Regions from separate parts of the Homo sapiens genome. Here region 2 is linked to region 1. The links are chromatin loops, found by intact Hi-C in ENCODE. Cell type or tissue: gastrocnemius medialis. All regions are shown on one strand. Each heading gives the region's core, and the rest is flanking DNA. Links, peaks and the distances in the headings are about the cores only. Region 1 has its middle 11 kb from the start of MIR5692B. Region 2 overlaps PKNOX1 (PBX/knotted 1 homeobox 1).

Region 1 (4,386 bases), core at 214-4,213:
ATGTACTTCTTACCTATATTGATTGATGTCTCACGTCTCCCTAAAATGTATAAAACCAAACTGTGCCCCGACCACCCTGGGCACGTGTTGTCAGGACCTCCTGAAGCTGTGTCGCGGGTGCGTACTCAACCTTCGCAAAATAAACTTTCTAAATTAACTGAGGCCTGCCTCAAATTTTCAAGGTTCCCGTGCCTTAGCCTCCCGAGTAACTGGGACTACAGGCACGTGCCACCACGCCCGACTAATTTTGTTGTTGTTGAGACAGAGTCTAGCTATATTGCCCAGGCTGGTCTCCAACTGCTGGGCTCAAGTGATCTTCCTGCCTCTGCCTCCCAAAGCGCTGGGATTACAGCCACGAGCCACCATGCCCGGCCTTCTTTTTCTCTTTCCAGCATTGGCTTTGAAATCTTATGAAATCCAAGCGGATGGGAGCCTAAGCTAACGAGTATGTCTTGATGGTTTTAGTTCATCAGAACCCTTGCCAAGACTTTTATTTTTAAATGTACGGCTTAAAATATATCATCCTCGGCCCTGAGCCAATGAGAGGAAGCCAAGGTAAAACACTCTCTTCTCCAGGACATATGGAAAGTCGCTGCTGCCGGAGTAAGGGAGAAATTCTAGAAAGGACGTTCTAGTGCAACAGGCAAAGTTTCATGGCACCGACAGCTATTTTCCAGGAAAGAAGCTTTAAACTATGGAGTTTATGGAAAAAAAGAAAGGGGGGAAAAGACATTTCTGCAAACTGACCTAAGCCCTGGGAATCTGAACCTTCCTATCTGAGGAAAGGGAGGGGGGACTCCGAGGGCCTCTGCAGGACACAGGTGCAATGTTTACCTGCTGCTGTCAGTGAGGATCCTCTGCATGGAGGAGCCCTTCCTTGGCCTGAGTTGTACTTAAAAGCAGGCACTTGTCTTTCATTTTTTTGAGACAGGGTCTCACTCTGTCCCCCAGGCTGGAGTGCAGTGGCGTGACCATGGCTCACTGCAACCTCCACCTCCCGGGTTCAAGCGATTCTCCCACCTCAGCCTCCCAAGTAGATGGGACCACAGGCGTGCACCACCACGCCCAGCTCATTTTTGTATTTTTTGCTAGAGATAGGGTTTCACCATCTTGGCCAGACTGGTCACAAACTCTTGACCTCAAGTGATCTTCCTACCTCAGCTTCCCAAAGTGCTGAGATTTCAGGCGTGAGCCACCGCGCCAGCCCAGGCTGTTGTCTTTCTCATGGCTTTGAGTTTCCACCCTTCCTCCCTTTTCCTTGTGCCACTGAGCACTTTAAAAATCCTAATTGTGTCACCAGACGGGTTGCAAACTAAGGCATCTACTTGCGGGAGTCAGCCTAAGCCAGCTCATGGGGCTTGAAGTTTTCTTTGGTTTTTTGTTTCTTGTTTTTTTTTTTTTTTTTTTTTTTTTTGAGACGGAATTTTGCTCTTATTGCCGAGGCTGGAGTGCAATGGTGCGATCTCAGCTCACTGCAACCTCTGCCTCCCGGGTTCAAGCGATTCTCCTGCTTCAGCCTCCCGAGTAGCTGGGATTACAAGCATGCGCCATCAAGCTTGGCTGATTTTTTTGTATTTTTAGTAGAGATGGGATTTCTCCATGTTGGCCAGGCTGGTCTTGAACTCCCGACCTCAGGTGATCCACCCACCTCGGCCTCCCAAAGTGCTGGGATTGCAGGCGTGAGCCACCGCCCCCGGTCACAGTATTTTTAAGGTGTATTTTCCAGCATCTTTTGATGCTCTTCATACTTTTTTCAACCTTTCAGTTATTTAAGTGCATCATTCTCTTTCCACAATCTCAGCACCCTGAGGGTTTCCGCTTCTCTTCTGCCCCTTTGGTGAATGCTCTATTTATGATTCTTCTTGTAAAACTGAACACGTTGGGTGGCTCTTCCACTCAGCCCAGCTGGAGCTACACTGCCTAGAGGCCAGGGTGATCCTGGGATGTCACAAGCGCAGTGAAGGGACCCTTATGTTACAGGAAAGGGGTCCAGATCCAGACCCCAAAAGAGGGTTCTTAGATCTCGTGCCAAAAAGAATTCAGGGCCAGTCTGTAAAGCGAAACCAAGTTTATTAAGAAAGTAAAGGAATAAGGGAATGGCTACTCCAAAGGCGGAATAGGAATACGACTAGGAAACGGCATGCAGTGCTACTAGATAGTCAAAGTTTCAGATTTTTTAATTTATTGTTGGGATTGGGGTGTCGTTAGAAAAAAGTATGAAAAGAGACGGTTAGCAGTGCAATTGAAGACATGTTAGGTTAATATATAATGTATGAGTCTGTGTAACGGATAGTTTTTATTCATCATAAAATTCTCAAAAGACTCACAGATGTGTGGCCCTTGCAGCTGTTCTTCCCTTGCTAACAGCGTTAGGCTCTGACTCAGAGGAGTTTTGTGCCAAAGAATTCTGGCAGCGTCTACAGTTCTTGTGAAATTCCCAGTGAGGAAATCGTTCACTGTGAGCAGGGGCGATGATGACAAGACGATCCAGGGGATGGGGAAGGAGCCCAGGAAGAAAGAATACAGAGCCCCGGGCATGTGAAATGTATCAGCCTCAAAATTCTTATCTTTCTTTACATCTTTCTATTTACAAAGTCTTGTTTTTGTTTTTGTTTGAGATGGAGTTTCACTCTGTCGCCCAGGCTGGAGTGCAGTGGCACTATCTTGGCTCACCACAACCTCCGCCTCCCAGCTTCAAGCACTTCTCCTGCCTCAGCCTCCCGAGTAGCTGGGATTACAGGCACGCGCCACCACACCTGGCTAATTTTGTATTTTTAGCAGAGATGGGGTTTCTCCATGTTGGTCAGGCTGGTCTCAAACTCCCGACTTCAGGTGATTGCCAGCCTCGGCCTCCCAAAGTGCTGGAATTACAGGTGTGAGCCACCACACCCGACCCTGTTTTTGTTTTTTGACATGCAGTCTCACTGTGTCACCGAAGCTGGAGTGCAATGGTATGATGCTGGCTCACTGCAGCTTCCACCTCCCAGGTTCAAGGGATTCTCCTGCCTCAGCCTCCCCAGTAGCTGGGACTACAGGTGCCCGCCACCACAACCAGCTAATATTTGTATTTTTAGTAGAGATGGGGCTTCACCATGTTGGCCAGGCTGGTCTCAAACTCCTAACCTGAGGTGATCCACCTGCCTTGGCCTCCCAAAGTGCTGAGATTACATGTGTGAGCCACCGCACCCAGCCCAAAGTCTGTTTTTCTTGGCGGGGGTTGGCAGTCAGGGAGCAAATCAGAGTGGCCTATGCACAAAAGGTTGAGAACAGAACTGTGATTTGGAGAGGGAATTCTCCAGCCAGCGTGTCACAAAGCCGCTCACCTGCTCGTGTGAGTGTCTGAATGCACGTGTTTGAGTGTCAGGGGCGTGTGAACCACAGCAACTCAATCTTGAATAGGGGCTGGGTAAAGTGAGGCTGAGACCTCCCGGGGCTGCATTCCCAGATGGTTAAGGCATTCTAAGTCACAAGATGAGATAGGAAGTTCGCACAAGACACTGGTCATAAAGACCTTGCTGATAAAACAGGTTGCAGTAAAGAAGCCGGCTAGGGCCGGGCGCGGTGGCTCATGCCTATAATCCCAGCACTTTGGGAGCCCAAGGCAGGCGGATCACCTGAGGTCAGGAGTTCGAGACCAGCCTGACCAACATGGAGAAACCCTGTCTCTACTAAAAAGTACAAAATTAGCCGGGTGTGGCGGTGCATGCCAGTAGTCCCAGCTACTCGGGAGACTGAAGCAGGAGAATTGCTTGATCCCGGGAGGCGGAGGTTGTGGTGGGCCGAGATCGCACTATTGCACTTCAGCCTGGGCAACAAGAGTGAAACTGTCTCACACACACACAAAAAGTTATAGGTAGGACAATTTCCAGGTATGGTTGTTTTGCAATCAGGGCATCTCAGCGGGTCCACCAAATAGGAGGTTTGTCTCTGTGCCTGGATGGTTTCATTACTCATTCATGAGACAAAGAGCGGGAAGGTAGAGGGTCTGGGTGTGGCTTTGTCACAGGTAAACACTGGTGCCGGATGGGCACGGTGGCTCAAGCCTATAATCTTAGCACTTTGGAAGGTGGAGGCAGGAGGATCCGTTGAGCCCAGGAATTTGAGACCAGCCTGCACAACATGGCGAGATCTCATCTCTACAAAAATTTAAAAGTTAACCAGGCATGGTGGTGCATGCCTGTAATTCCAGCTACTCTGGAGGCTGAGGTGGGAAGATTGACCCAGCCCAGGAAGCGGAGGTTGCAGTGAGCTATGATTGCACCATTGCACTCCAGCCTGGGCAACGGGGCGAGACCCTGTCTCAAAAACAAAAACAAAATGTAGGATATAATAAATTCTTCTTCAAAGGTTTTAGCCTGTAAATTGTTTAGTACAATGAGTTCTGAG
Region 2 (4,386 bases), core at 178-4,177, 65 kb after region 1:
CTCCCTTTTACCCCATTGACTGTGCCTCCTGTGCCCTTTGACTGCACCCCCTTAGTGGCTCCAGAATGACGCTGTTGAGGGTGAGTCCCAGCTCAGCCTCTGGCCATCGTGGTGGCTGAGGCCACATTGCTCAGGCTTCTAAGGTGTAAGTGGCATCACAGCAGTGCCTCCCACGGATTTTGTGAGGGCAGATTGCACTAAGATGGCTCAATGTGCTCAAGAGGCGACCTGGCTGCTGCCACGGCTGCTGCTGTTCTCACTGGACTCCTTGTTCCTTTTTCTTTCATTTGTTTGTTTTTGGAGATGGAGTCTCGCTCTGTCACCCAGGCTGGAGTGCAGTGGCACGATCTTGGCTCACTGCAACCTCTGCCTCCTGGGTTCAAGCGATTCTGCTGCCTCAGCCTCCTGAGTAGCTGGGACTATAGGCGCATGCCACCATGCCCGGCTAATTTTTGTATTTTTAGTAGAGACAGGGTTTCACTATGTTGGCCAGGCTGGTCCCAAACTCCTGACCTTGTGATCCACCCGCCTGCACCTCCCAAAGTGCTGTGATTACAGGCGTGAGCCACTGCCCGGCTCCTTGTTCCTTTGAACTGTCTCGCTCAGGACAGGACGGTAGTCCTTCTGCATCCTGCAAGACTTGGACAGGATTTCTTTCCATTTAACACTGTCTCCTAAAGTGCTGCTTTCCTTGGGGAACTTTGCTGTTCTTGCTAGTCCAGAACAAGTGGCACAACTGCCCTTGACCTCCACATGACCTTCTCAGGGCAGCCCAGACTCTAAATGTCTGTGACCTGCACCAGCAGCAGCAAGGCCATGCCGGCCGTGGTCCAGCCCGGCTGCTCTCCCCCACTCTGCAGTGTTTTTCCACACCCATGCTGCAGGTGCTGGTTGCGTTCCTGCTCCATCCTTCAGTGCGGAAGTGGCATTTTGCGGTTTTCTGTTGTCATGAAGCAAGTGCGCCACACTTGCCTGTCTTATGTGCGTGTGTATATGAGCATGCCCATCTCAGTCTCCCTGAGCGCCTCTTTTCCACCCGTCTCAGGCCTCTGTGTTAGCTGTTCCCTCTCTCTGAAACACCAAACTCCCTGATCTCAGCCTGTCTCTCCAGTCTCGACGTAACAGCATCTTCCCAGCGAGGCCTGCTCTGACCACACGGCCCGGGAAAGCAGCCCAGGCCCCCTCTCACTTCACCCTGTGCCCATTCTTGACCCTGTGTATTGTGTCTCTCCCTTGCCTGGTTTGTGTCAGGAAGGCAGAGGCCCTGCCTGTCCTGCTCACTGCCGCACCCCAGGCCCAGCATGCTGCCTGGCATGGGCAGGCATTGACTTGATATTAGCTGGGCAATGAATGACAGTGACTGAAAATGTAATAGCAAGTCAGGGCCTAGCACAGGAAAATAAGTGATTGCTATGTAAGTGAAGGGTTGCTAAGTAGGATTTGGGTCATAACATACTGTTAAGGATAATTTTTTTGTTCTCTACATGTAAAAATATGTATTTTTAAAAATTGGATGTCATGGGCTGGGTGTGGTGGCTCATGCCTGTAATCCCAGCACTTTGGGAGGCCGAGGCGGGTGGATCTCCTGAGGTCGGGAGTTCGAGACCAGCCTGACCAACATGGAGAAACCCCGTCTCTACTAAAAACACAAAATTATCCAGGCATGGTGGCACATGACTGTAATCCCAGCTACTAGGGAGGCTGAGGCAGGAGAAACACTTGAACCTGGGAGGCGGAGGTTGAGGTGAGCCGAGATCGCGCCATTGCACTCCAGCCTGGGCAACAAGAGTGAAACTCGGTCTCAAAAAAAAAAAATTTGATGTTATGGAATGAGGGAGACAAAAAATGCTCTACAACTATTAACTGATGCTTTTCTGGTTTTGTTCTCCAGACACCATTCGCTTTTCACCCAAGATGATTTGATGTCTTATAAAACTCTGATGAACCATGATGGCTACACAGACATTAAGTATAGACAGCTATCAAGATGGGCAACAGGTGAGCTTGAACTTGATTCTGCATTCTAATTACAAATCAACCTGGCACTCAAGCATGAACATTGCTTTGTATACTTGCAATTCAATTGCCATGAGGTTGCATGCTCAGTGTTAGTGTATTATGCATTTATTGTACATTCGTGTTCAGAAAAAAAGCCATAGAATAATACTATTTCGTTAACTGATACCAAGATTGCCAGGAATCTTGACTTCCCTAAGTCATATGACAGTTTCTTGGGAATTTACCTTTTTAATGTCAGTGTTAATTAGCACTGTTACTTTGAAAGAAAACCCGGTTGATTTTCATGATGACAGATTCCCATGTTGACTGGTGGCTCTTCTGAGTGTCTAACTGGATCAGCTTTTGAATGGGAATCTTGTAGCCTCGTCTCCCCAGTTGTAGGCATGAGAGGGGCTGTCCCAGTAATGAATTTGCAGGGGCCCCAGTGCTCTATCTTTGTACCTTGCTCGTGCTTGGATGGTTGTGCCATACACGGGCAGCTCTCCATTGCCCTCCCACCATAGATGAGACTTTGTTCTCCTGGAAGCTGTGGTGTTTTGTGCTTTTGAGTATCTGAGTGTTTTGTGTTCTGTGACCTGAATGAATTGAGGAGCAGGTGGATCGAGACTTGGCTGAGGCCCTTGTGGTCTTTCTTGGCTTGCGATCTTGTTAAACACGGTGTTCTGAACCCACTGGCATTTGGCTCATCATCCCACTGACTCTGGAGCCAGTGAAGGGATTTGGCCCTGCCCTTTACTTTCCTGCCCAGCAGGCAGGGGCAGTGCAGTACACCCCCCTCGGCTCTCCTCCCCACCTCGAGGACTTCGGTGGCAAGGATCAGGCTCCGGAAAACTCACTGGAGCCATGCTGGTGAGGTCTGAGGAGGGGTTAGGAGCTGAGGCGCTGGGTCCCCCTTTCCCTGGTGGTTAGTTTTACCAACCAGTCCTTGTTCAGTTCCTGTGGCAGAGATTTTTGTTGTTGGTGGTGGTGGTGTTAGTGTTTTTTTTTCTCTGTATAGCAATTAAAGGAGGGAGATTCTGTGATGTAGTCAGCCTGCTTCCTTAGCCTAGAAGTCCTTAGTCCTTTGGTATTTCCAATTGACTTTTTTTTTTTTTTCTAAAATGCAAATCTAATAATGTCCCGCCTGAGCTCTCCAGTGGCTCCCTGTGGATTCCTGTGGGTTTCATGCAAAGACTGAGCTGCTCTGTGGCCCGAATCGTCTGGCCCCTCTGGACCCCAGGACGCCCCCAACATCTCTGCCTGGCATATCTTGGGCACCTCTCTGCCTGCCCTGGAGCACCGGTCCTCACTGTTCCCATCACTCTTCTCCCTCCTGCCTGCCAGGTCTTTGCTCCGACCCCACTGCTGCCTCCTGTGCACCAAGGCACGGTGACCACCTCCAACACAGCCTGGTTGCTACCAGCCACCTCCTCCCAGGCAGCTGTGCCAGGTGCAGATGACACCTGGAGCACTGCCCTTTTCATACCCGAGTGTTTCCAAGGGCCTCGGAAGTGTTTAATCAGCATTATTTTAAATAAACATTGAAATATATCTACAGCGTAGACCTATCATAATTATTTTGCCATTTTTCCAAGGTTGAACATTTAGGTTTCTCTCTTTTCACAATCATTTTTTTTTCAAATACTGAAATGAATCTTTTAAGGCTTCTTATTTTTTATTATTTATTTATTTACTTATTTATTTATTTTGAGACAGAGTCTTGCTCTGTTGCCCCGGCTGGAGTGCAGTGGTGTGATCTCAGCTCACTGCAACCTCCGTCTCCCAGGTTCAAGCAATTCTCCTGTCTCAGCCTCCTGAGTACCTGGGATTACAGGTGTGTGCCACCACGCCCAGCTAATTTTTTTGTATTTTTAGTAGAGACAGGGTTTCACCATGTTGGCCAGGCTGATCTTGAACCCCTGACCTCAGGTGATCCGCCCACCTTGGCCTCCCAAAGTGCTGGGATCACAGGCATAAGCCACTGTGCCTGGCCTTTTTAAGGCTTTTTATACATGCTGGCAGATTGCCTTACACAAATACTGTGTCCACTTAGGCTTTATTGCTTTTATTTTTTTTTTTTAAGAGAAACATAAACAGTTTTCCTAATATGTTGTACCATTTAAAGGCAGCAGAATAGAAGTCATCTTATTGCAAAAACAAGACATTGGAGGGAAGAGAGCACAGGGCTGGAGGATGTGAGAGGCGTCCTGTGCGGGTGGGCGTTCATGGCTGGCCCCCAGTCTGTCTGGACAGTGGGGATGGCCCCGCTCCCATGAGGTCTCCCCGCCCCCGCTGCCCCAAGCTGCTTCCTCAAGGGGCAGAAGCATGGCCAAATCCACCGCGGGAGAAATGGCCCGTCCTGGTCCTGAGGAAGCTGAGGTCAGGACA

Evidence for each region. Hi-C counts contacts between places; a loop is a spot of excess contacts. Peaks named below come from ENCODE experiments on the same cell type or tissue, not always from the same donor. Only the 100,000 strongest peaks of a DNase experiment are listed, where the experiment ranks them.
Region 2: it touches region 1 in a loop (5-fold over the local background); 8 of 110 quality-filtered maps call a loop at or near these places.

What each region holds. Positions count from the first base shown.
Region 1 is chr21:42,937,884-42,942,269 of GRCh38, forward strand. No RefSeq gene overlaps it. Among named protein-coding and RNA genes, the nearest start is that of MIR5692B, 11 kb to the right of the region's middle. RefSeq lists enhancers at 1-202, 203-861. In gastrocnemius medialis, for the core only: no CTCF peak of the experiment used is centred there; a DNase peak (open chromatin) is centred at 2,408; H3K27ac peaks cover 1,070 bases.
Region 2 is chr21:43,002,435-43,006,820 of GRCh38, forward strand. It overlaps PKNOX1 (PBX/knotted 1 homeobox 1), which reads left to right. Exons shown (of 11, transcript NM_004571.5): 2 at 1,892-1,998. The coding sequence starts at 1,948. Among named protein-coding and RNA genes, the nearest start is that of PKNOX1, 30 kb to the left of the region's middle. In gastrocnemius medialis, for the core only: no CTCF peak of the experiment used is centred there; no DNase peak of the experiment used is centred there.